Linked DNA regions of Homo sapiens: region 1 is linked to region 2. A link is a loop called in an ENCODE intact Hi-C map of the cell type or tissue named here. Cell type or tissue: PC-9. All regions are shown on one strand. Each heading gives the region's core, and the rest is flanking DNA. Links, peaks and the distances in the headings are about the cores only. Region 1 overlaps FAM13A (family with sequence similarity 13 member A). Region 2 overlaps FAM13A (family with sequence similarity 13 member A).

Region 1 (5,393 bases), core at 93-5,092, 55 kb after region 2:
ACACCTTTCTCACATGTAAGTCACCAAACAAAGGTTTACTGGGCAGAACAAATATAAGAAAAAATATAGACTTTTTACTATCACGGAGCTTCTGAATAAGACAAAAAATTAGTGGATCCTGCATCTGAGATATTTATTCACGAGACCCTAACATATCCTATGAAATGCCATTACTTAAAAGTTAACACCTTTAGAATTACAATCAGGATAGTTATTACAGTAGAACTTCTACCCAAATTAGGCTGTGAATGACCTGGAACCCTGTAGTCACTAGGATCTAAGCCAGAATCTAAATTTAGACAGTCATTCTGAAGACTGTAATATTACTAGTTCTGGGCAGCTGAATAAGCCTGTATATTAATGAAGTGGAGAAGTAGATATGCTATTAAAAAAAAAGTTGCTGAGTTTCTGAGAGCTTTTGGAGTGTAAATGTTCTCTCTCTCTTAACTAGAAGAATGTATTTGATATCAGAGGTGATTAATAGGAGAGTTAAAAGCAAAGTCCCTGGATTGCAGGATCACATTTCACGTATCAAAAATTAAAGAGCTTTATGGAATAAGAAGGAGAATAAAATATTAAGCTTTACAAAAGTTCCTGTGGCTAGCAACAAAGAATCTACTAAAATAGACTGGTTTATTTCCAGTAAATGAAGCTGAGGTTATATTTTTCTGATACTGGCATAGTCTGTTCATAATTTTCCATCTATTGGCAATAATTTGAACTTTATTACTATTTAAAAAATTATTCACTATGTCATACTCCTTCTCTTTCTGCTAATCAACATTTCTGATTACAGATTTTTTAAATGCCCCTTTTAATTAAAATATAACTTATTTCCAGATTTTTAAATAAGGCTATTTGATTTATTGCAAATTATAGTTTTGTAAAAAGGGCATAGCTACCTTCTTCAAATTGGGATGAAAAACAAGGCTAACATGCCCAAGAACAAGATACAACTTCTCCAAAATAAGCTGGCTGAATTTTCAGACTGAAATATGCTTCTACATCCCAGTAATTTCAGACAGTAGTAAACACAAAGGGGGACATGATGATATTAACAGTAAAACTCCACTAACTTACTGAAAGCAATTTGGCCCAAATACAGTGGCGAGATTGTGAACATTCATGCGATTCTGCACATGATGCTTGGCTACTTTTGTCAAGAACTGGCAAAGGTACTTGAGGAGGCAGTAGTGGGTGTCTGGCAGCTCTTTTATTAAGTCTCTTAAGCTACTCTCCTGAACATCATTTCTGCCATCTGGAAAAAAAAAGAATAAAAATGTTCTAAGGTATATTTCACAGTAACAACAACAAAAGCCCATAGGTGTAATACATTCTAACATTTTATTCAGAAAAAAACTCTTGAGAGACTGAGATAGGCCTTGTGTATTTGACTTTATGTTAAAGAATTACTAACTTACTGTAGTCCCAGCTACTCAGGAGGCTGAGGCAGGAGAATGGCATGAACCCGGGAGGCGGAGCTCGCAGTGAGCCGAGATTGCGCCACTGCACTCCAGCCTGGGCAACAGGGAGAGACTCCGTCTCAAAATAAAAAATAATAATAATAATAAAAAGAATTACTAACTTATGCAAGAAATATTTAAAAAACCACAAGGTTTATTCAGTGCACAAAATGGGTTTGTGTTTCAATTTAATGTTTTAATCCCCAAATTAAGACAATGGTTAGGTTTTTGATCCACAGTGGAATCTTCCATTTGATTTTTGTCTTCAACTTTGTCAAAATCAGGATTCTTTTGAATAAAATTTGATATGAGAGACCTTCAAGGGACACCATGGGGGATGCTAAACTTAGTGATCAAGGTACTGTACACAGAGAAAACTAAAGGAAACTTAATTCCTAAACAGCTTTTTAATCTTGACAAAGATTATCTCCTTGACCAATCTCTAGTCAGACTTCTCTGAGCTTTTTTTCAACTAAGCCCTGTTCTGGGCATGTCCTCAAGAGTCCACTTTTAGTAAGAATACTGCTAAGTCAGTTCAGCCAAGATCCCCACCCTTCCTATCTGATAACCCTCCATATCTGACCAAATTACTCATTTCCCACCATCCTCCAAATGATGTCTGATCACCTTAGCCTGCCTTCAGCAAGAAACTTGTTAGGTCTGTTTAGCCATAATCTGTCCTGACCCTTGAGGTTTCCTGTTAGTAATTTTCCACCCACTGACTGCTGCCTATCCCAACTCTGGTATATGGTCATGTAATTCCCACTTTCCCTTGTATTCCAAGTTGAGCCCAATCTCTCTGCCAAGCTGCAAAACCCCAAATGCAGTAGTCCCTCTAGCTATCATAATAGTCCTGAATAAAGATTGCCTTACCATTCTTTAACAAGTGTCAGAATGAATAACTTTTTTTTCTTCTTCTTTTTTTTTTTTTAAGGAGTCTCGCTCTTGTCACCCAGGCTGGAGTGCCATGGCACAATCTCAGCTCACTGCAACCTCTGCCTCCTGGGTTCAAGCGATTCTCCTGTCTCAGCCTCTTGAGTAGCCGGGATTGATTACAGGTGCACACCACCATGCCCGGCTAATTTTTGTATTTTTAGTAGAGACGGCATTTCACCATGTTGGCCAGGCTGGGGCCTCCCAAAGTGTTGGAATTACAGGCGTGACCCACCACACCCGGCCAGAATAACTTTTTCTTTAACAATATCTAACATGTCATATAGTTCAGAATTTGATATATATTTCTCATACAAAAGACGAATAACCCAGCATACACCCCAAAATGTCTAACAATATATCAAAATTCATAGGCATACATATGAGAAGTTTCTCTCAAGTCTCAAAGATTTGTTTTGCCAATACTTAAATATAGTAAAATTGCTAAGTTTTGTGACTTTGTATAATGCTTTCTCTCAGAAGAAAATAAAAATATTTTATAACAAATACAGCAGTTTAGAGGAATGACTACAATCCATTACTTTAACAGACATCTAAGAGAATAAAAATGTAATTCAGTTATAATTAATAAGCAGTTGTACTGCCTACATAAGTCAGCTTTAGCCAGTTAAGTGAAGAACAGAAAAATGAGGGAAATGAGATACAAAATCAGAGAATTAATCAGTGTTACAAAGCACCTGGATAACATAATGCTACTGACAGGAAGTGAAAACATATAGCAAATCAGACACAGTGACATTGAGAGGCTTCAGAGCACAAGATCAGAATGAAGGCTCAAGTCATTTCTGGGGTGAGGAACCTGGTTCTGCTACCTACTACTTATGTGACCTACGTTGTGTTGTTTATAATATTTTCCACTGCACTATGACCTTAAATAGCAGGGATATATAAGATAATGAAATAATTAAGTTGGAGTGATTAAGAACTAATTGGAGATACCCATTTCTCATGCCTTTATATTATGAAAATAAACAAATAATGAACCAAGAGAAAATGTTCTGCCTTCTTTTTTATGGTGACTAATTCAAAGTGAGTCTATGGGATGTTTTCATGGGTGTTTGCTCTCTGTTTAAAATTGTGGTCTGATTGTCAGCATTTAAAGGTAACAAGCAACAGCATTACAACAGCCTTGATAATCAGCCTCTGGCCTTCTGGCTCTGAAATGAAACCTCAAACCATAAGGCAGGCAATGTGTAAAGATACCAGGTCTAATAAAACGAAGATTCAAAATAGTTGTGAATTTATGACAATAACATCTTTGAAAAAGCAGCAGCATTTTCATCATTTTCCAATTTCTGAAATACGATAAACAATTTTTCCAGGAAATAAAACAGCCAAACAATGGGAAGGGAGACGGATGTATTTAGAGAGTTTCATGTTTAGCAAAATGACATAAAATCATTTATGGCGGCTGGGCGCGGCAGCTCACGCCTGTAATCCCAGCACTTTGGGAGGCCGAGGTGGGCAGATCACCAGGTCAGGAGTTCAAGACCAGCCTGACCAACAAGATGAAACCCTGTCTCTACTAAAAATAACAAAAAGTAGCCAGGCATGGTGGCTAATCCCAGCTACTCAGGAGGCTGAGGCAGGAGAATCGCTTGAACCTGGGAAGCGGAGGTTGCAGTGAGCTGAGATCATGCTACTGCACTCCAGCCTGGGCGACAGAGCAAGACCCTGCCTCAAAAAAAAAAAAAAATCATTCATGGCCTGAATGGAAGAATCACAAAATATACTCTGAAAAGTCAAAAGTAACTGAGAAATATCTTCCATCTACCTCCTTCCATTTCCACAGCATTTTTGTTTCCTGTGATGGAAGACAGATTCATCGATTCCTGGATTCACCCACTGGACAAGGATGTGAGCGTCCTCTACATCAGCGGCTTTGACAGCAGCACACCTACATTTATAATTTACTTCTTGAATCCCTGTTCAAATATACTGACAGTACAGTAAAGACCTTAATTTATTAGCATGACATTTTGCCTCATCTCTTTTCATACAGGTTAATTATGTATCTGCATTTTGTAAAGTGTTTCTGGAAATATCTGGTAAATATTACCATTACTGCCAGCCTGCTGCAACCCTACAAATAAGATTTCCTACATATGAGAATAATAATTGCTCAACACCTTCAGAGGAGGCTTGTAGAAGAATGCCTAGGGTAGCAGCATGGGGGCAGTGGTGGTACAAATGTGCCTATTAGGAAGATGCCTTCTGACGCTTGCGAGAAAGAAGGCTCATAATAATTGGCAGGGTGTGGTGGCTCATGCCTGTAATTCCAGCACTTTAGGAGGCCAAGGTGGGCGGACTGCTTCAGCCCAGGAGTTTGAGACCAGCCTGGGCAACATAGCGAAACCTCGTCTCTACAAAAAATACAAAAATTAGCTGGGCATGGTGGCACATGCCTGTAGTCCCAGCTACTTGGGAGGCTGAAATGGGAGGATCGCTTGAGCTTCAGGAAGTCAAAGCAGAAGTGAGCCATGATCATACCACTGCACTCCAGCCTGGGTGACAGAGTGAGACCCTGTCAAAAAAAAAAAAATTTCCTAATAATTACTTTGCTATGGCTTTATTTTTTGATTTATTCATATCTAAATACAATAAACACTGCCTTATACATTCATGTTCTCGTATTTATATTGATAATTATGATGGCTCACTTAAGGTCTCACATTATAAAAGTTTGCAATGCTTCTATTTTTGTTTACATACATCCAAAATGTATATTTGTTGCACACTATGTATATTTGTTGCACACACGCATCCAAAATGTATATTTGTTGCACACACACACCCAAAATGTATATTTGTTGCACACATGCACCCAAAATGTATATTTGTTGCACAAATATACAAACAGTATATTTGTTGCACAAATATACAAACAGTATATTTGTTTATCACACACTTTCTATGTGTCTAACATTCTTTACCACCATGGGGAAGGCATTAAACAATGCTGTGATGGTTAATATT
Region 2 (5,393 bases), core at 146-5,145:
TTGAAGTGAGGCTGATGAATGTGCTGTAGATGCCATGATCAATTTTGCAGCTACTGACCAGAGTCAGCTGAACAGAAACAGACATTAGGCTTTGATAGCCTATGACAGAAAAAGACTCCATCTTCCAATACTCTGGTCAAAGTTCTTTATCTAGGTCCAAATACAACCGAACATATTTCTCTGGGCCCAAATCTCCGTTTCACATGCAAGAATATATAAGAAACTTCATTCAACACTTTATGACTCTGTTCTCCAAACTGGGATATACAGAGGTATGTCAGTGTTTATGTTTAGTCCTTTTCCCCACTTAAAAGCCTTATATCTAAGTCATTTACATGAGACTTGCCTTATTCCCAACTCATATATTTTATGTCCCTGTTACTCTTGGGTCTTTATCATTTACTTTGCGCCCATTTCCTATCTTTATATTCATCCTTCCAAAAACTGAACTCATATGAAAAAATGAACAGAAAGATAACTTTTCTTTAATTACCTTCTCATTTTTCTTCTTTTTCAGTATATTAATAGTTTCATTCTGAGATTCTCAATTTCTTTTAAGCCCATCTACCTTTTAGTTTCTATCTAATGTTTCTATGATCTTTACAATTTTCAAAAAAGTCTGTTTTCTAAGCATTGTCAATGTTTACATATCTAAATGTGGCTAACATATTCTCCTTTTATTACTATGAACTCTAAAATGGCATTGGCACATCCTTTTGAAATGATTTCCATAACTTCTATTTCATCCTTACTCGTTACGATTAAGTCCAGAGAATCACACCCCTTGTCACATTCTCTACTTTCTCAAAGAAGAGACTATCAGCGAGATCAGTTAAAAAAAATGCATTAAAATTCTGCTTTGGCAGAATGACACTTCCAGAGAATATAAATGTAGTTTCTAATCATGACATTTATCTGCCTCTAGGCCGATCTGAAACTTACATTAAAAGAGCACCATTTTATATTCTTCTTCATCTACCTAAGACATCTGTATTTGGCTCCCACAGAATTATGTCTTATATTATATTCTCATACGATGTTCTCCACCAGCCTTAAACCTAGTCACTCAAGGATTTCCAAGCAGGGCACTCTTCCACAGATCTCAACAGGTGTTATTTTACTTGCACAGCAAATAACATCTGTGTTAGTCTGTTTGTGTTGCTATAAAGAAATACTTAAGGCTGGGTAATTTATTTCAAAAAGAGGTTTAATTGACTCACAGTTCAGCAGGCCATACAGAACATCTGCCTCTAATGAGGCCTCAGGAAGCTCACAATCACGGCAGAAGAAGAAGGGGAGCAGGCATATCACATGGCGAGAGTGGGAGCAAGAGTGAGGGGGGGAAGTGCCACACACTTTTAAACAAGCAGGTCTCCTGTGAACTCACAGCAAGAACTCACTCATCACCAAGGGGATGGCACTAAGTCATTCACGAAGGATCCGCCCTCATGATCCAAACACCTCCCACCAGGCCCCAGCTCCAACACCAGGGACTGCGTTTCAATATGAGATTTGGAGGGGACAAACATCCAAACCATATCAACTTCCCATTGGCATATTCCAGCAATTAGCTTTATCTCAGCAAGTTTGCCCTGCCTAAGATTATATTTATCTATTTCCATTATACTTCAGGTTCACCTTATTATTTTATCTGCCCTAGTAAAAAGGTATGAGTGTTAAAAATTGTTTATAAAAGATTTTTAAAATATTTTATTTTTAATTATCATTATAGGTCCTTTAATAGTTGTACATATTTATGGGGTATATGTGATTGAGAGATGCTGCTGAAACAAAGTTAATTACCTTTTAACATTTTAAAAAGAGATCCTTTTCAAAGTACCATAGGCACTAGAGGAACAAACTTGAGGGCGATTTTTTTCTATTTAAAAAATCATTTAACTTTTCTGAGGCAAAACTGAAGTAATGTTGTTTTCTTATTTTTTCTTGTGAATCACTGACATTTTTTTCAGCTACCGTGTTATTTCTAACTCAGATTTACAACTGATAGTCTCCAATTATCTCATTTTATCATTTTAACTGAGCAAACTAGAAAATCTAGTTTTAGATCCTTTTGTAGGATGCTACTTGATACTCAAACCATTTTAACCTTTCTTCAAAGTCATGGCCTCAACTGGGAGAAGAGATGAAAACATTCCTTTAAGTGCCCAAACCAAGTGCCTCTGATTTTATCATTCATTGCTATATGAATCAGCAAAGAGTATGTTATGGTCTGTAAACCTGATAAGCTTCAAGAAACCTCCTGAGGAAATCTCATACCAGCTCCATCATGATTCACCTCAATATAAATGACGACGAAATAAGATAACTTCCTTATTTTCCCACATCTAGGGGATTTGTTTGGATGTTTACCCTCTGATTCTCAATTCTAGGTCTTTGGAGACCTACAGGCATTTACCTAATATATACAGGGTATATTATAAAATTATCAATGTATAAAAAGATTTAGATAGTATTGTCAAGGACTCCTTTATAGGTTTTTAAAATATTCTCCTTTACTGATGATTGTTACCAAAAACTAATATATGGGACTTAGAATCTGAGGTTGGGCTTCAAATTGTGCCAGACACAAAAGAGACAAAAAGACACAGTAATATTGTCTTCAGGAATTTGCAATCTAGTTAGTAACCTAGCACTCCTGATCACAGCCATATGCACTTATTCCTGCTGTAACATCAGGCTTCTGTAGTAAAGGTGGTGCGGCCAGTTGATCAGAGCACTGGGCTCATGCAAGTGTTTTTGAGATGACTTTATAGCAACAAGAAAACATAAAATTGCTATTATTCTTGAATTTTAGAAGGCTATATTTCAATTTAATAAGCATTTGGAATAATAGATTTCATAAGAAGGATTCACTATACACAGGAATAATAATCTGAGGGTTATATCCATATGGAATTTTTATGAGAAAGAATTAAATAAAATCTTCTGTCCAAAATTATAGCAATACTGAAAATTAAAAACCAAGTTGCTTACTTTTACTATGATAAGCCTAGCCAGGTTTTCACATCTCAGATGATCATTTTCTGTATACTCTACTTCAAACAGGGTATTGTAATTTTCTAGAATTTTAGCCATTATCTTGTTGCACAGGTCCTGTTCCTTCATGCCTTCAAGCCCAGGTGGCACACTAGAAACAAGAAAGGGAAAGAGAGGAATTACTTAGTAAACACAACAGTGCCTGCTAGCTGACTCAGACTTGTATTTTGAAATCTCCTGAATAATTAGCCTTATAGGGATGCATGGGATTTTCAACAAGCTCTTTGGTAACATGCATGACATTGTTGGGGCAATTGGAGAGTTCCCAAGTTCTGAATCAATAGCTTGGGCTGAATAAGAAAAATATAGGCTGTTCAGGAAGAAGATAGAGATGAACACTGAGGCCAGTAGTACTTTGAATATATTAAAAATTATTACACATAATAGTTATATAAAAGTAAAAAAAGAATGAGGGTTTTCATAACAGAAATAGCCACACAAATAATAGCAACACAATCTTTATTTAAGGCTTTCTTAGATAATGCACAAAAAGTACAAACCTTAAAGGTAGAAATGAATACTTCTGGGGAAAAATAATGATAATTGTTGAGCTAAGTGATGAGCGCATGGAAGGTCTATTACACTATTCTCTCTTCTTTTGAATGTACTTAAAATTATTCACAATAAAAATAGTTGAAAATATATCTGAATACAGAATATCCCATAAACAAGGTAAAAAGATAATTTACTGGTAAACTTCTTCAGTAACATGTATAACTGACAAAGATTAGTAGTTACACTATGTAAAGAACTCCTACTAATCAACAGGTAAGTCCAAAAGAAAAAGAGACAAAAGACATGAGTTGGAAATGTTGCAGAATAGTTAATAACCTTATGAAAAGATACTTAGCTTCACTGAATAACCAGAGAAATACATTTAAAAAGCACCACTTAGGTCTCATTTACTACTTATCTGTATTAATTTTCTGAGGCTGTTGTAACAAATTACCATAAACTAAGTGGCTTAAAACAACAGAAAGTATTGTCTTCCAGTTCTGGAGGCCAAAAGAACAAAATCAGTATCACTGGGGCAAAATCAAGGTGTCAGCTGGGCTATACTCCCTGTGAAAGCTCTAGGGGAGAAGCTGTTCCTTGCCTCCCCTAGCTTCTGGTGGCTGCCAGCATTGCTTGATTATAGGTGCATCACATCAATCTTTAACCAGGGCCAGCATCTGCAAATCTCTCTCTGCTCCACCATCACACGGCCTTCTCTACATGTGCTTAATCTCCCTCTACCCCATTCTTATAAGGATACACGTGATTGCATTTCATGTCCACTCCCCTATCCCTCAAAAATTCAGGATAATCCTTATATCTCAAGATCCCTACCTTAATCACATCTGCAAAGATTCTGTTTTCCAAATAAGGTAACATTTACGCATTCCAGGGATTATGATATCTTTAGGAGATACTATTTAACCTACTAGACTATCTTGGGATACGCACCCTAAGGTCTCCTACACTTGGGTGTAGATAGAACCTGTGACTTGCTTCTGATCAATATGATTTGGCAAAGGTGATAGGATGTCGCTCCCATGATTGTGTCACAATGGATGAAACTCAGAAAACTGAAGTGAGAGATTCTCCCATCGGCCTTAAAGATATAAGCAGTCAAGTTGTGAGATGGCTGTAAGAGGATCACATGGCAGGGAACTATGGGACTTCAGTGGGGCTACAGCCATAAGAACACAGTAAGATGCTAGGGTCCTTAGTCATGCAGCTGCAAAGAAATGAACTCTGCCAACAACTTGAATGAGCTTGGAAGCAAATCATTCCCCAAACTCGAGCCTTTAGATAAAAACGCAACCCAGTTAATACTGTGAATTTGGCACAGTAAGATCAAGAGCAGATGATTCAGTTAAGTTGTGCCCAGATTCCTGACCCCTAGAAATTGTGAGATAGCAAATGTTTGTTGTTTTAAGCCACTAAATGTGTGGTAATTTGTTACACTACCATACAGAGTTTGGTACCTGGGAAGGGGATGCTGCTGTAACAAATATCTAAAATGTGGAAGTGGCTTGGGAACTGGGTAGTGGAAGGAGACTGGGCAGCATCATAGAGAAGGCCTAAAATGCCTTGAACCAGTTCTTAACTGACCCCTGGACCTTAAGGACACCACTGATGAGGGCTCAGAGGGAAATGAGGAATATGTTACTGGAAATTGGAGCAATGGAGACCCTTGTGATGGTGGCAGAAAACTTAGGGAAATTGTATCCTATAGTTACTTGAGAAGATCAACCTGTAAGCAATAGCCTTAGCTATACGGTTAACATTATTTGCAAGCAATGGTTTGAAAGTGCCACCTAGTTTCTTCTTACCACTTACAGTAAAATGCA

The links. Hi-C counts contacts between places; a loop is a spot of excess contacts. Peaks named below come from ENCODE experiments on the same cell type or tissue, not always from the same donor. Only the 100,000 strongest peaks of a DNase experiment are listed, where the experiment ranks them.
Region 1: it touches region 2 in a loop (13-fold over the local background); 1 of 110 quality-filtered maps calls a loop at or near these places.

Annotation. Positions count from the first base shown.
Region 1 is chr4:88,989,893-88,995,285 of GRCh38, forward strand. It overlaps FAM13A (family with sequence similarity 13 member A), which reads right to left. Exons shown (of 24, transcript NM_014883.4): 4 at 1,081-1,258. Among named protein-coding and RNA genes, the nearest start is that of FAM13A, 65 kb to the right of the region's middle. In PC-9, for the core only: no CTCF peak of the experiment used is centred there; a DNase peak (open chromatin) is centred at 2,109; H3K27ac peaks cover 713 bases.
Region 2 is chr4:88,935,094-88,940,486 of GRCh38, forward strand. FAM13A (family with sequence similarity 13 member A) reads right to left here. Exons shown (of 24, transcript NM_014883.4): 5 at 2,995-3,148. All of the region lies in intron 1 of LOC105377327 (a long non-coding RNA gene), which reads left to right. Among named protein-coding and RNA genes, the nearest start is that of FAM13A, 120 kb to the right of the region's middle. In PC-9, for the core only: no CTCF peak of the experiment used is centred there; DNase peaks (open chromatin) are centred at 2,238 and 3,228; H3K27ac peaks cover 1,602 bases.